2 separate regions of the Mus musculus genome follow, and region 1 is linked to region 2. Evidence: chromatin contacts called from ENCODE POLR2A ChIA-PET data. All regions are on one chromosome and are shown on one strand. The core of a region is the stretch at or near the end of the contact, and the rest is flanking DNA. Distances in the headings are between cores, read along the strand shown. Region 1 holds the start of Bud13 (BUD13 homolog). Region 2 holds the start of Apoa1 (apolipoprotein A-I).

Region 1 (6,546 bases), core at 861-3,360, 54 kb after region 2:
TTTTGCAGAATGTAGCCGTGGGCTCTAGAGACCCTGCAAATCCTGTGCATTTCTTCGGAGGTTGAGAGTCAGCCGTGGGAGGGGATGGCGGGCTGCACAGGCGCTGACCGTCGTCTGTCTGCTCTTGGCCCTGCAGAATGTGTATGCACCTGAAGACGATCCAGAGATGAAGGTCGAGCGGTACAAACGCACCTTTGACCAAAATGAGGAGCTCGGGCTCAATGACATGAAGACAGAGGGCTATGAGGCGGGCCTGGCCCCACAGCGGTAGCAGTGGCCAGCTCACTGGCCAGCTACAGTGCCACTCACACTGCAGGGTTATCTGTTACTGTGGGGAACTGACGAGGAGTGCTCAAGCCCTCGTCCATGGTGAAGAGGTTACCACTTGAGTTAGAAATGTAAGCACCCAAGATTAGCAGCTGACGGACGAGGCAGCTGCAGCCCTACTGTGCTCCTTGACCTTCTTTTGGAGGTTTTAAAGTCGGCGTGAGAAGAATCCCAGAAACACCAGGCGGTCTGCCATCACCGTTTGCCTGTCAGCTCTCTGACCTCCAGTGCTGGACCTTTGAAGTCTGGGGAAGTGAAATACAAGTTTCTGCTGGCTCTGGGCATGTGAAGTACTGACTCAGCAGGGAAGGATGTCGGAGGGGCCGAGCAGGCACAGGTGAAGACGCCACATTAAAGTGATGGCCTTTAAACGACACCCGCCTCTGCGTTCATGTCCTTACTGATTACCATGTGCTAGACTAAGCTGGGTCACACTGAGTCACACTCAGCTCCGAGGAGACTGAGGACAGCTTGGGCCATGCAGTGAGAGTCCGTCTTCATGAAAAGAAATGAGGAAGGAAAAACCAGTTTAGTTTCCTAAGCAAATCTTTCTTGAGGTGGCTGCTGTAGAGGCAGCATTTGATTCACTCCAATAGGCCATCCTGTCTGCTCTGAGCCAGGTACACCTGTGTGGAGTCTAGCTGTTCTCATGCAGCTTAAAGCAGTCTGGAAAAGCAGGGTGGCACACACCTTTAATCCCAGCAGAGGCAGGTGGTTCTATGAGTTTGAAGCCGATTTGGTCTACAGAGGAAGTTCCAGGACAGCCTGGGCTACACAGAAAAACCCTGATTCAAGACAAAACGAATTCAAACTGGATAACCAGCACCATCCTTGTTTGGCCTCTGCTAGCAAAAATTAGAGCCAGGCAGTATGAAGATGTGTGGGTTCCTGTACTTACCCGAAAGTTCTTATTATCTATAAAGGAGGCTAATAAAACTGAAGGGTAGGTCATGGTGTCCAGCCACTTGAGAGGCTGAGGAGGAAGGCTAACAAATTCAGGGGCAGCTTAGGCAATTTAGATCTTCAACATTCAAAAGAGTGGGGATGTAGTTCTATAGAACTCCTGCATACCATGTGCAAAAGGCCTTGGGTTTAATCCTCGGTGCTGGATGAAAGAAAAAAAAATTGTGAGGGTTAAGTGAGAAGTCATAAAACACTTAACCCTTTATAGAAGAAACTCCAGAATCTTCCTGGTTTCTTTGCCACACTGACCACGAATCCATTTCACTGGGAAGAGTTTATATCATTTTTTAGAAAGACATATCAAAGGTGAGAAGGTCAGTACAGGTTTGATAAAAACCTATCAAACTTTTATAGTCACAAGTTTGACTTCCCCTAAATGGTACCCGGAAGCCTCTTCCAGCAGACTTCCCACCAAAAGGTATTTATAGCAATAAAAGTGATTGAAATTGAAACGTTTGGTACAGCGTCCATTATTAAAACGCTGCTCAAGAATGTGCCCCTAGTGGTACAGCTATGGTAAGTCCCACCATTCATACAGGTGTTCTTCCTTACTCTGGCGCTGATGCTGCCAGGGTAGGATCATGTTACATCGGCCTGTGGCTTCTCAGCTGAGACAGCGTGGGCTGCAGGCTGTTGCACCGATTCGTCGTCTCAGGAAAAGCACAGCCAGCCCGAGATGCACGCACTCTCCCCTGGAGCCTCTTAAGGCTCAAGTCTTTAAGTCCAGCAGTTCAAAAAGTCCCCGTCCTAAAGCTTCCGCTTCTGGCTCCACCCCTACCGTTTCGCGTTGAAGAATTTTGTCCCCCACGCCGAGCTGTTGCCCCGCCCTCGCCGCTGCCATGGCGGCAGCTCCGCCACTCACCAAAGCTGAGTATCTGAAGCGTTACTTGTCTGGGACAGATGCTGGCTTGGAAGGAGGTCCCGAGGCCGGTCGCAAGCGGCGCAAAAAACGGCCGAAGCCTGGAGGCGCTGGCGGCAAGGGGTGAGTGGACTGGTGAGGTGTCGCGCTGCCCGGTGGCGCCCTCGGCCGCAGCTCTTCCTCGTCCTGGCCCGCGCGGTGCTGCCGACCCCGGCCCGAGCTCAGGCCCCGCTCCACTGCCCCGGGGCGGGATTGTAGCTGCCACTGGCAGCTCAGACCTCATCCTCTGAGCAGCGCCTTCCTTGTGTTAAAGGCAGCTAGAACTTAACTCACTTTCTCCCCGCGTTTGTAGCTTACGTCGTTCCATGTACAGATTGAAAGTCGTGTCCAAGAATAGCAAAGCTGATTCAAACCTTTTTCTTTCTCACTTTATTTCTCTCTTTCTCCCTTCCCTTCTCTTTCTTTCCTTCTTCTTTTTCTCTTCCCTCTTCTTTCTTTCTTTCTTTCTTTCTTTCTTTCTTTCTAGATCCAAAAATCTCTTTCTGAGGGTTCCAAAGTGCCAGGAACTGATCTGGAATCAAAGACCCATATCCTATTACTCACATCTACTACTAACAGTAACAACTAAAATGGGAACAGTTCACATCCTGTGCCTGGCCTCTTTCTAAAATAGTTGACCATATAGCTTTCAGAACATTGTAATGGAGCAGACATTTATATTAAACACTATACTTCCAGATTGCAAAGAGATGTGCTGAGACAGAGTTCAGATGAAATGTCCATTAGTAACTTGGCCACTGGAATCTGGAAAGGTTGGGTTAGGATATCCAACATCAACCTACAGAACAAAAGGAAATGTCTGTATTTGTAGGCTTTAGAGCAGCAGCCCTAAGTTTAGCAGCTTACTGAAGGTGCTATTTTGGATAGAAAGTTGAAACTCTGGGGGCTAATTCCATTCTCACACTCCACCCCCAGGTCTACTAAATGCTTATCAGCTTAAAGAGAGTACTAGATAGGATACAAAGTGTGGCTCACCCTCTCTGTGGGGCAGTATCATGGTCTAACAGTATTATTACCGTATGGTCCATTGAACTGGGTCGAATTAGTCCCTCATTTCCACACTTCTCTTCATTAGAGCTTGAGCATGACCTCATTTATAGATGGAATCTTTGTGGTGTTACCAGTTAAGATGAGCCTATATTCAGTTAAGGTGGTGTTGAATTCAGTGTGGCTGATGTCCCTGGAAGAAGGGGCAATGGCATGCAGGGGGAAAGTTTAAGCTTTGGAGCAATACTGATTAGAATTAGAATCCTAGCTGTGCTACTTATAGCCTGAGTGGTCCAGGGCAAGAGATGTTCATCTCAGCCGGGCGTGGTGGCACACGCCTTTAATCCCAGCACTCGGGAGGCAGAGGCAGGCGGATTTCTGAGTTTGAGGCCAGCCTGGTCTACAAAGTGAGTTCCAGGACAGCCAGGGCTACACAGAGAAACCCTGTCTCAAAAAACCAAAAAAAAAAAAAAAAAAAAGAGAGAGATGTTCATCTCTCTGAGCCTGAAGTCCCAGCCCCTTACTACTTGTCTGAAATGGTTGTTGTGATTAAAGCTGTGTCATGTGTTCCTGGCATTTCAAATAACCTCCTCCTTGCAGCACAGTTCATCTGTGTGGCACACATTTATTTATTGGCTTGCCACCACCTTACAGTAATTGGGGCACTGGTTCCTGAAGCTCAAAATGATACACTATTTTCATGTCAACTATTCACATCCTCTTTAAATCATCCTTAGATTAATTACTTAAAAGCCCACTACAGCTTAGGTAGTATGCCAGTAGTTACGTTATATAGGCCATTGTAACTAAAGAAAGTCTATCTGTTTAATACATTGGCCATTCCTTTTCCCCTGGTTGAGTTTGCAGTTGTGAAGTCCATGGGTGTGGAGGGCTGAATACCTCCTGTGACAGTTGTGTTGAAGAAGCCTTGATGAACAAAAAATGTATTAGTCAGCAGGATATGGTGGTAAAAGTCTATAATCCCAGCACAGGGGAGGCTGGGCTGGAGGATAGAGAGCTGGAAGCTAGCTATAGGGAACAACAACAAGAAGAAGGGAATAAATAAGAGAATGCCTTAGCCCTTGGCTGTTGGAACTTAGAATTTAATGAGAATATGGGCTGATAAATACAAATGAAAGCATTCTAAGAGTGTGTAGAGGTATTTCTACTCTGGGAGTAGGAGACAGTGAGCAAGAAAGATAGGTCCAAGGAAGTTATTAAAAACCAGGGTGTAGTGGCTATTCCTGGTTGTCAACTTGACAATATTTGGAATGAACTACAATCCGGAATTGGAAGGCTCACCAGTGACCCTTATCTTGAGGCTTGGAGATCCTTATCTGGATCTTGGTTTGGAGATCTTGAGCCATAGTGGCTATGGATTCCAGAAGATTGAATCTCCCAGTTTAAGGAAAACACCTTTAATCTGGGCTACACCTTTCATCTGGGATTAAAGGTGTGGTGGAACACACCTTTAATCTGGGCTACACCTTCTGCTGGAGACAATATAAGGACATTGGAAGAAGGGAGTCTAGCTCTAGCTCTTGCTCCTTCGCCTGCTTGCTGCGTGAGACTGAGTAGCTGCTAGATCCTTGGACTTCCATTCATAGCTGCGACTGAACCATTGTTGGGAATTGGGCTGCCGACTGTAAATCATCAATAAATTCCTTTACTATCTAGAGACTATCCATAAGTTCTGTGACTCTAGAGAACCCTGACTAATACACAGGGCCCAAAGAAAATAAGATTCGTGATTAACAGTGAGAAGAGTAGGTCTGGCAGAAGGAAGGGGGTGCCTTTGTAAAAACTGATATTACCAAAGGTGGACAGTGATGGAGTGAATTGACAGCACACAAACATTGAGCCATACCTTTAAGTTTAAAAGCCAGTAGGGGGCAGTGACATGGCTCTGCACTTGACAAGCCTGACAACCTGAATTCCATCCCCTGAACCCACATAGCGGAGGGAGAGAACTGACTCCTGCAGGTTGTCCTCTGGCCTCCATATGCATGCCATATCACATATATACACCATCACTGTCACACACACACACACACACTCTAAATGTCAAAGAACAACAGGTAAGGGGCTGGAGAGATGGCTCAGAGTATAGACTACTCTTCCAGAGGTCCTGAGTTCAATCCCCAGCAACTACATGGTGGCTCACAACCATCTGTAAAGAACAACAGGTAGGTAGGCCCGTGTTACAGCATGACTTCCGTTTTGAGTTTTTATTGTTCTCATCTAGAATGCGGATTGTTGATGATGATGTGGGCTGGGCGGCTATCTCTACTGCTAAGCCGGAAAAGGAGGAGGAAGAGGATGGAGATTTGCCTGTGGTATGTATCTCGTGGAGACTTTTGTCAGGACTTTGAAATGATCCAGGCTTCTCAGACTTGACACTGAGCAAGGGGAGAGGTGACCCTCAAGAGAGCTGTGTGGCACTGTTTCCTTCATGGTGCTTATACAGACAGACAGTCCCAACTTAATGTTTTTTTTTTTTTTTTGGTTTGGTTTGGTTTGGTTTGGTTTTTCGAGATAGGGTTTCTCTGTGTAGCCCTGGCTATCCTGAAACTCACTCTGTAGACCAGGCTGGCCTTGAATTCAGAAATCCACCTGCCTCTGCCTCCCAAGTGCTGGGATTAAAGGCGTGCGCCACCACACCCTGCTCCAACTTAATGTTTTGACTGTGCAGTGGTGTGGACATGATACATTTTCAGCAGAAAATGGTTTTGAATTTTTGATCTTCGGCTAGCACTGTTTGGTATGATAGTCTCATGATGGGCAGTAGAAGTCAGTCATGCGATCACAAGGAGAAGCAGGCAGTTCTCTGCCTGTAAGCTATGGCTCTGGGTTCTTGAGACAAGTGATCCTTGGCTGGGTCCTGTGGGTTTCCTCACTGTAGTGCCCCTACTCCTGCAGGTGGCTGAGTTTGTGGATGAGCGTCCAGAAGAGGTAAAGCAGATGGAGGCCTTCCGCTCCAGTGCCAAGTGGAAGCTTCTGGGAGGTGAGTGTCAGCAGCAACACAACTGCACATCTCATTTCCAGGATGGGTTCCTTCTGCTTCCCTGCCTTAGGGGAATGCCTGGTTTGTTTTATGTCAGTGATGATGAAAAACATGATGGGACAAAGATGTCAGGACTTTAGAAGAAGGGCATGGAACATTAGAGGCTGACTTGTCAGAGCCTGGAGACCAGCCTTTCCACGGTTCTAGAATGAAACAGCTCCTGTGGTCAGAGCCAGAGTTTTGTCTTTCACTTTGTGACTATTTCTCTGTTCTCCTGACTTTCCATAAACAAGGCTCTCCCATCTTCTCCTCCATCCCCTGTGTCTTCCTTTCCTTCCTTTCTTTT
Region 2 (6,721 bases), core at 1,447-3,946:
GGAGCACACTTATTGCTCAGTCAGGTTGTCCCAGAGTCGTCTACCGTGATGTCATGGATTCCAGTCCCCAAGCCATGTCCCTGGAGAGAGTACAAAGGCTTTGGAAGTGAAGAAATCACCATCAGAGAACTAGAGGCCGGACCCGATCCCTAGCCCCTTGGGCACTGTCTCAAAGCTGGGGGGCAAGAATGTTCTTAGCATCTCTGAGCTGCCGTTTTTTCTGACAGGCAAACTACCAAGGGGGTGAACATGGCGTCCAGCCTTACAGGGGTGTCTCAAGTTTACTTTAAATGAGTTGCGGAGCAAATGTTAGGTTCAATTAGGATTAGCCAGCACGGTTTCAGTAACGAGCCAGAAAGAAAGATAGGACTGTGGGAAGCATCCTGGAAACCAACAGACACCCCCACCCCCACCCCACCCCCAAAAGACCTAAAAAACTACTCCTGTGGAGGCCACCTCCCTCTGAGTGCTCCCACAGCCCTCGGGGGCTGGTTTCAACCTGGAAAAGATGTCCTGCATCACAGCACCTGCAAGCCAGACACCTGCCTTACCCCATTTTTGCTGCCAGCAACTGGGGTCACAGGCTATGGCCTAGTAACAGAATGTGTTCGTGGCAGTGACCTCAGGAGTCTGGGATGCAGAACACTTGCCATTTGCTGTTGGTCACCTTTCAGCAGTTTTGCTTGAAATGTGTTCAGACTTCACAGACAACACAACACAAATAAAACTCTGGAGTTCAGAAGCTCAAATCATGGCTAAAAGCATGGGATTGTCAGAGTGATATTCTGTCTGAAAACTCTTTCATTCAGAGAAAACCTGCATTTTCTCTTCTCTCTTCCAGCACCCATGGATGGGTAGCCGAAACCCGCTTGGCTCATCTGCACACTCAGATTGCTTGGTCTCTATTTCTGTTCTCAAGTTTCTCCATGGTTTTGGCCCTTCTGCCTCCTCTAGCATATTGAGAGACCCTTGTGATTACTGTGCCCTCTGGATATCCCAGGCTACCCTTGAGTTCAAGTCCCCTAATCACATTTGCCATGTTAGACACCACGCACAGGTTCCTGGACTTAGTAAGTGCACACACATCTTTTCCATTTTGCTTCCCATACAGTGACTGGGATCATAAGGAAGCTGTGGCATGCTCTGTCATTATCTTTCCTTAGCAGATAAGAGACCCAGGGACGGAGAGGTTATGTAACCTGTCCGGGTCACCTGGAGAATAAGTTGCAGATCCCAGAACCAAGGTTCTCTCTGGTTGCAAAGCCTCCTGGGATGGGAGCAGCCTGGAATCCCAGCCACTCCCTGAACTGGTAGACAGATTCCAAGCTGGTTTCTAGGGAGTTGGGGAGTTTCCTAGGGAGATGGGCAGAGTACATTCCTGCCCTGGGTCCCAAATGCAGAGACCTGGGCGCAAGGTCCATCCTTGCCTCTAAGGCTGAGAGATAAAGGACACAGCAAATTCCTTCCACTCTCAACAGGCCCTTATCTAGAAGGAAGTTCATGGTAGAACCTCAAATAGATGGTCTCAAAAGTTCCTCTTAGCTTGAAAACTCACTTTCCATAATGGGATTTTAGAGATGATCTGTGGTTTTTGTTTGTTTGTTTGTTTTGTTTTGTTTTGTTTTGTTTTTAGATATTCTCATATAGCCCAGGCTGACTTCAAACTTGCTATATGGGCAAGGCTGTGGTTTTGAACTCTCAACCCTCTGACCTTCCAAGTGCAAAAACTGGCCACCGTACTCAGCCCACTCTACACAGCTACCCAGCTCTCCCATCCTGGCAAGTGAGCCTAGGCCCTCACCACTCTGGGAAGACATATCGTCACTGAACTACATGACCCCTTTTAGTGGTCATGGTATATGGTGAGGTTTTCTCTGGAAGGGAGGCTGAATAACAGCATCTACACATAACAAAAACATTGGCAACTGGGGCTGGAGAGATGGCTCAGCGGTTTAAGACCACTAGCTGCTCTTCCAGAGGTCCTGAGTTCAATTCCCAGAAACCATATGGTGGCTCACAACCATCTGTAAAGGAATCTGATTCCATCTTCTGGTGTGTCTGAAGACAGAGCGCTCATGTACCTAAGATAAGGAAGAAAGGAAGGGAGGGAAGGAGGGAGGGAGACAAGGAAGGAGCTAACAACTCCATGTTGGCCTCTGTCATTTCTTCTGAAGCATCAGAGGGGTCTTCATCCTCAGCTTGGGGATATGAGCCTGTCTGCATCTCACTCAGGCTGACACCTCAGTTGTTTTTGGATTTAGGGTTGGGAGGCTGGCTAAACATGTGGCATCTGGAAAGACAAATCCCCAAACCTGGGGGACCAGGGTGAGGTGAAAGGGGGAACCCCTTGGAAAGCAAAAAAAAAACTTTGGGGTGGGGCTGTGAGTGAAGGAGCCCACAATTCCTCCCTCCCTCCCTTGTTCCAGGCTCAGAGGGCACTAGCAACACAGAGGAGTCCAGGAGTGGGCTCCATGAGACTATCTTGAAGAAGACATACACCTCGGGATGGTGCAACTGCCTTACCCCTGGGGACCCCTGGAGTCTGCAGCCACCCCCTGCTGCCCCCACCTGAACCCTTGATCCCAGCTCGGCAGCCCCCGCAGTTTCCTGTTTGCCCACTCTGTTTGCCCAGCCTCAGGAACAGAGCTGATCCTTGAACTCTAAGTTCCACATCGCCAGCAAAAGTAAGCAGTGGCAGGGCCAGGCTGAGCTTATCAGTCTCCCAGCCCAGCCCCTGCCCACACACATATATAGACCAGGGAAGAAGAGCTGGACACCCAGACTGTCGGAGAGCTCCGGGGAGGTAAGTGCTGCTACCTGCCTTCGGTGGCTCTGGCTCCATAGCGCCTCCCAGTTGATGCTCCACTGTCCAAATCAATACCGTGGATATCTCGCACCTTTAGCCATTCTAGCCAATGCTTCCATGGGCTTGAATTGTGTGTGGAGCCTTTCCATGACAATGCCTCCCTTCAGCCCAGCCCTCCTCCTCCTTCTTCTTCTTCAGGTCACCCACACCCTTCAGGATGAAAGCTGTGGTGCTGGCCGTGGCTCTGGTCTTCCTGACAGGTAGGTGCCTCTTGACCTGCGTGGGACTACCTTCCTGGGCACAGAGAACAGAATTCCCACTGTTCTCTTCCCTGACTCCGAGTCTAACCTAACATGGGTCTCCCCTCCATCCCCAGGGAGCCAGGCTTGGCACGTATGGCAGCAAGATGAACCCCAGTCCCAATGGGACAAAGTGAAGGATTTCGCTAATGTGTATGTGGATGCGGTCAAAGACAGCGGCAGAGACTATGTGTCCCAGTTTGAATCCTCCTCCTTGGGCCAACAGCTGAAGTAAGGAAAGACCTAGCGTGGGGCCTGGAGCAGGTCAAGGGCTGCCCATCCAGGGTGGGCAGAGAGACCAGTGAGAAGATGCTGGAACTGAGCTGGCTAGCCCTTCACGGGCTTTCCTACCAGCTGGGCACCATGGCAGGTTCCAGTGGAGGACTAGGGATGGGATTCATCTGGCTGTTGGGTAACCACAGCCCCTCATTCAGCCTATGAGTGCCAAATCCCTTTTCCTTGGTAACCCCCAGTACTGGTCAGACAGCACCCAAAACAAAACAAAACAAAACAAAAAACAAAAAACGGGACTGGCCTTGTAACCAGCACCGACCACATCTGTGTTCTTGGTGCCTTCCGCCATGTGTACAGAGGAATGTAAAGGGAAGGCAGTGAGTTAGAGGGTTGCATGTTCGGGGAAACTAGGACCATAGCAACTGCACATTAGGGGACAGGTGGCACCCAGCTATCATGTGCATGGATCTGCAGACCAGGGGCAGCGCATGATGCCTGGGCTCGTCTCTCAGCCGCTCTCTTCCCCCTCTAGCCTGAATCTCCTGGAAAACTGGGACACTCTGGGTTCAACCGTTAGTCAGCTGCAGGAACGGCTGGGCCCATTGACTCGGGACTTCTGGGATAACCTGGAGAAAGAAACAGATTGGGTGAGACAGGAGATGAACAAGGACCTAGAGGAAGTGAAACAGAAGGTGCAGCCCTACCTGGACGAATTCCAGAAGAAATGGAAAGAGGATGTGGAGCTCTACCGCCAGAAGGTGGCGCCTCTGGGCGCCGAGCTGCAGGAGAGCGCGCGCCAGAAGCTGCAGGAGCTGCAAGGGAGACTGTCCCCTGTGGCTGAGGAATTTCGCGACCGCATGCGCACACACGTAGACTCTCTGCGCACACAGCTAGCGCCCCACAGCGAACAGATGCGCGAGAGCCTGGCCCAGCGCCTGGCTGAGCTCAAGAGCAACCCTACCTTGAACGAGTACCACACCAGGGCCAAAACCCACCTGAAGACACTTGGCGAGAAAGCCAGACCTGCGCTGGAGGACCTGCGCCATAGTCTGATGCCCATGCTGGAGACGCTTAAGACCCAAGTCCAGAGTGTGATCGACAAGGCCAGCGAGACTCTGACTGCCCAGTGAGGTGCCCGCTTCCACTCCCCACCCCCGCATTGGCTTTCTTACAATAAACCTTTCCAAAATGGAATAGCTTCTTTCTTTGGGGGACATAGGGCGGGCGCTAAGGGGACATCAAGGGACGTGAGAACATGGTGCCGCACTGGGGATTCCTTTGTACGCGACTACTCAGCTCTTAACGCTCACTCAAGCTGGGCACCTGGCTGGTTCAGGGTATGAGACAGAATCCCTTCCTAAGAAGGCTCCAAGGGAAATGGATGGCCAGGCAAAGCAACAAGGAACCCCAAAAGGGCCCCACAGAGGCTCAGAACACTAGTGCTGTAAACCAGGATGAGAGTGTCTGGCAATAGGACTGGCTTTGAGACCGCTGGTTTCTTGTGCTAGCCGAGTTTCCAGGTGGGGTCCAGAGGGTGCAGGACGGGAGCCTCTTCCACTCCCTAGAGCCAGGATTCCTTCAGGAGCCAGGAAGATTGGAGTTATTGGGTGGGTGCTAATAAAAAGCCTGGAGCTGAACCCGATCTCGGTAAACAATTCCCTTTGATCTTTCCCTCCGGTGCACCCACACAGTGTGCTGAAAGGGTCAAGGCTGCAGCTACTCTACCTGACAGTTGGATACAAAAACAAACAAACAAACAAACACCCCTCTCCATGATGCTGGTGACCACACATTTACTAGAGAGGCCTTCATATCCATCTCTAAATCCTGAAGGATGGCCTTTAAGTCCACACCAGTTGGGGAAGCTGAGCTGGGAGGTCTGAAGTTAGTCACTGCAGAAAAGGTGGGTCAGGATGTGCCGTTCCATTTTAAAACAAAACAAAAACAAAACAAACAAACAAAAAAACCCCTTTTATTACATGGGGCTGGTAAGGTGGCTTATCAGGTAGAGGCACTTTCGGAAGTCTGAGAACCTGAGTTCAGTGCTTAGAAGACACACACACACACACACACCCCACAAATATAAATAAAGGTATATAAAATATTTAAATTTTTATTAGACTTATTTAGTGTGTGTGTGTGTGTGAGTGTGTGTGTGTGTGAGTGTGTGTGTGTGTGTTTTCACGTGCCACAGAACATGTGTGGAGATTAGAGGACAATTTGCAGGTATCTGTTCTCTTTTCCACCATATAGGTCCCAAAGATCAAAAACTCAGGTCACCAGGATTAGTGTAGCGAGCGTCTCTACTAGCTAAGCCATCTTGCCAGTTCTTGTTTGTATTTATCTACTAGCTAAGCCATCTTGCCAGTCCTTGTTTGTATTTATTTTATTTGGAGACAGTGTCTCCACTAGCCCAGGCTAGACTCAGATGAGCTCTGATCTTTCTGCCCCATCTCCCAAGTGCTGGGGGTTTCAAGGATGGTCCACCACTGTTACTCTGTGCTGAGACAAACCCAGAGCTCTGTGCATGCAAGGCAAGCCCTCTACCACCTGAGCTGCCTGCCAAGCCCAGACTGTTCATTGTATAGACTTGCCCGCTATGGAGTGTAACCAAGCACTCATGTTCACAGGGTTGAGGATGTCTGCAGAAGCACTCTCACACCAACAGCCTTCCTCTCATCTGCCCCTCTTCATGCCTGTGTTGGTATGCAGGTGGTCTCCATCCATCCCCGGTGTATCTTCATGAGCCCCTGGCTGAAGGGGTGAGTTTTTAAATCCACAATCATGCAGAGCCACAGCAGACATTAAACCAGGTTTGGGTAGGAAAGTTTCCCGGTGTGGACAATGAGACTTCTGGCTCTTGGTGGACAGGAAGAGAAACCCCTATTGGATTTCCAGAGAGAACATAGTCCAGTCTGCTGGCTGTGCCAATGCAGTCTGGAAAGGAGCTTCCAACACCTGGCAGAGGCTTTTCCGGTGCCAGCAACGTGGAAAATGGAAAGCTGGCCCTGCAGTGTGTTTTCTCCTGATCCGGGGCAGCCACTGGCACTCTCTGAACATTAGTCTTTTACTCTATAATGTGCAAGACCTGTTTTGTGACACTGGGTCTCTTTGAAGTGAGTGTTTGGGGGTGGCAGGAACTTAGCAAGCAGCCCTTTTGGGATTCTGAGGACACTGGGTCTCCATTCCAGTCTAGAAGGTCACCTAGTTTAGCTATCACAGTGAGGACTGTTTACAAGGGGTGTGCGCATGCGGCACCTCATGCTTTTAGACACTACCATTTCATTTCTACAACAAACCTTCAGGGGAGGGGCAGGTCCTACCCACTTTATTCATAAGAAATGGAAGCCGCTACACTGCAGTGGGGTTGAGACTTATCCGA

The links. ChIA-PET counts read pairs that join two places held with the same protein, here RNA polymerase II (POLR2A).
Region 1: POLR2A ChIA-PET joins it to region 2 with 10 read pairs in embryonic stem cell. The contact joins the promoter of Bud13 here to the promoter of Apoa1 in region 2. POLR2A ChIA-PET finds 5 or more read pairs at or near these places in 3 of 5 experiments (Patski and embryonic stem cell).

What each region holds. Positions count from the first base shown.
Region 1 is chr9:46,280,902-46,287,447 of GRCm38, forward strand. It overlaps Bud13 (BUD13 homolog), which reads left to right and starts at 2,111. Exons shown (of 10, transcript NM_146000.2): 1 at 2,111-2,272; 2 at 5,442-5,532; 3 at 6,116-6,200. The coding sequence starts at 2,130. It overlaps Zpr1 (ZPR1 zinc finger), which reads left to right. Exons shown (of 14, transcript NM_011752.2): 14 at 137-1,742. The coding sequence ends at 271.
Region 2 is chr9:46,225,934-46,232,654 of GRCm38, forward strand. It overlaps Apoa1 (apolipoprotein A-I), which reads left to right and starts at 2,697. Exons shown (of 4, transcript NM_009692.4): 1 at 2,697-2,803; 2 at 3,005-3,066; 3 at 3,183-3,336; 4 at 3,872-4,536. The coding sequence starts at 3,024. The coding sequence ends at 4,469.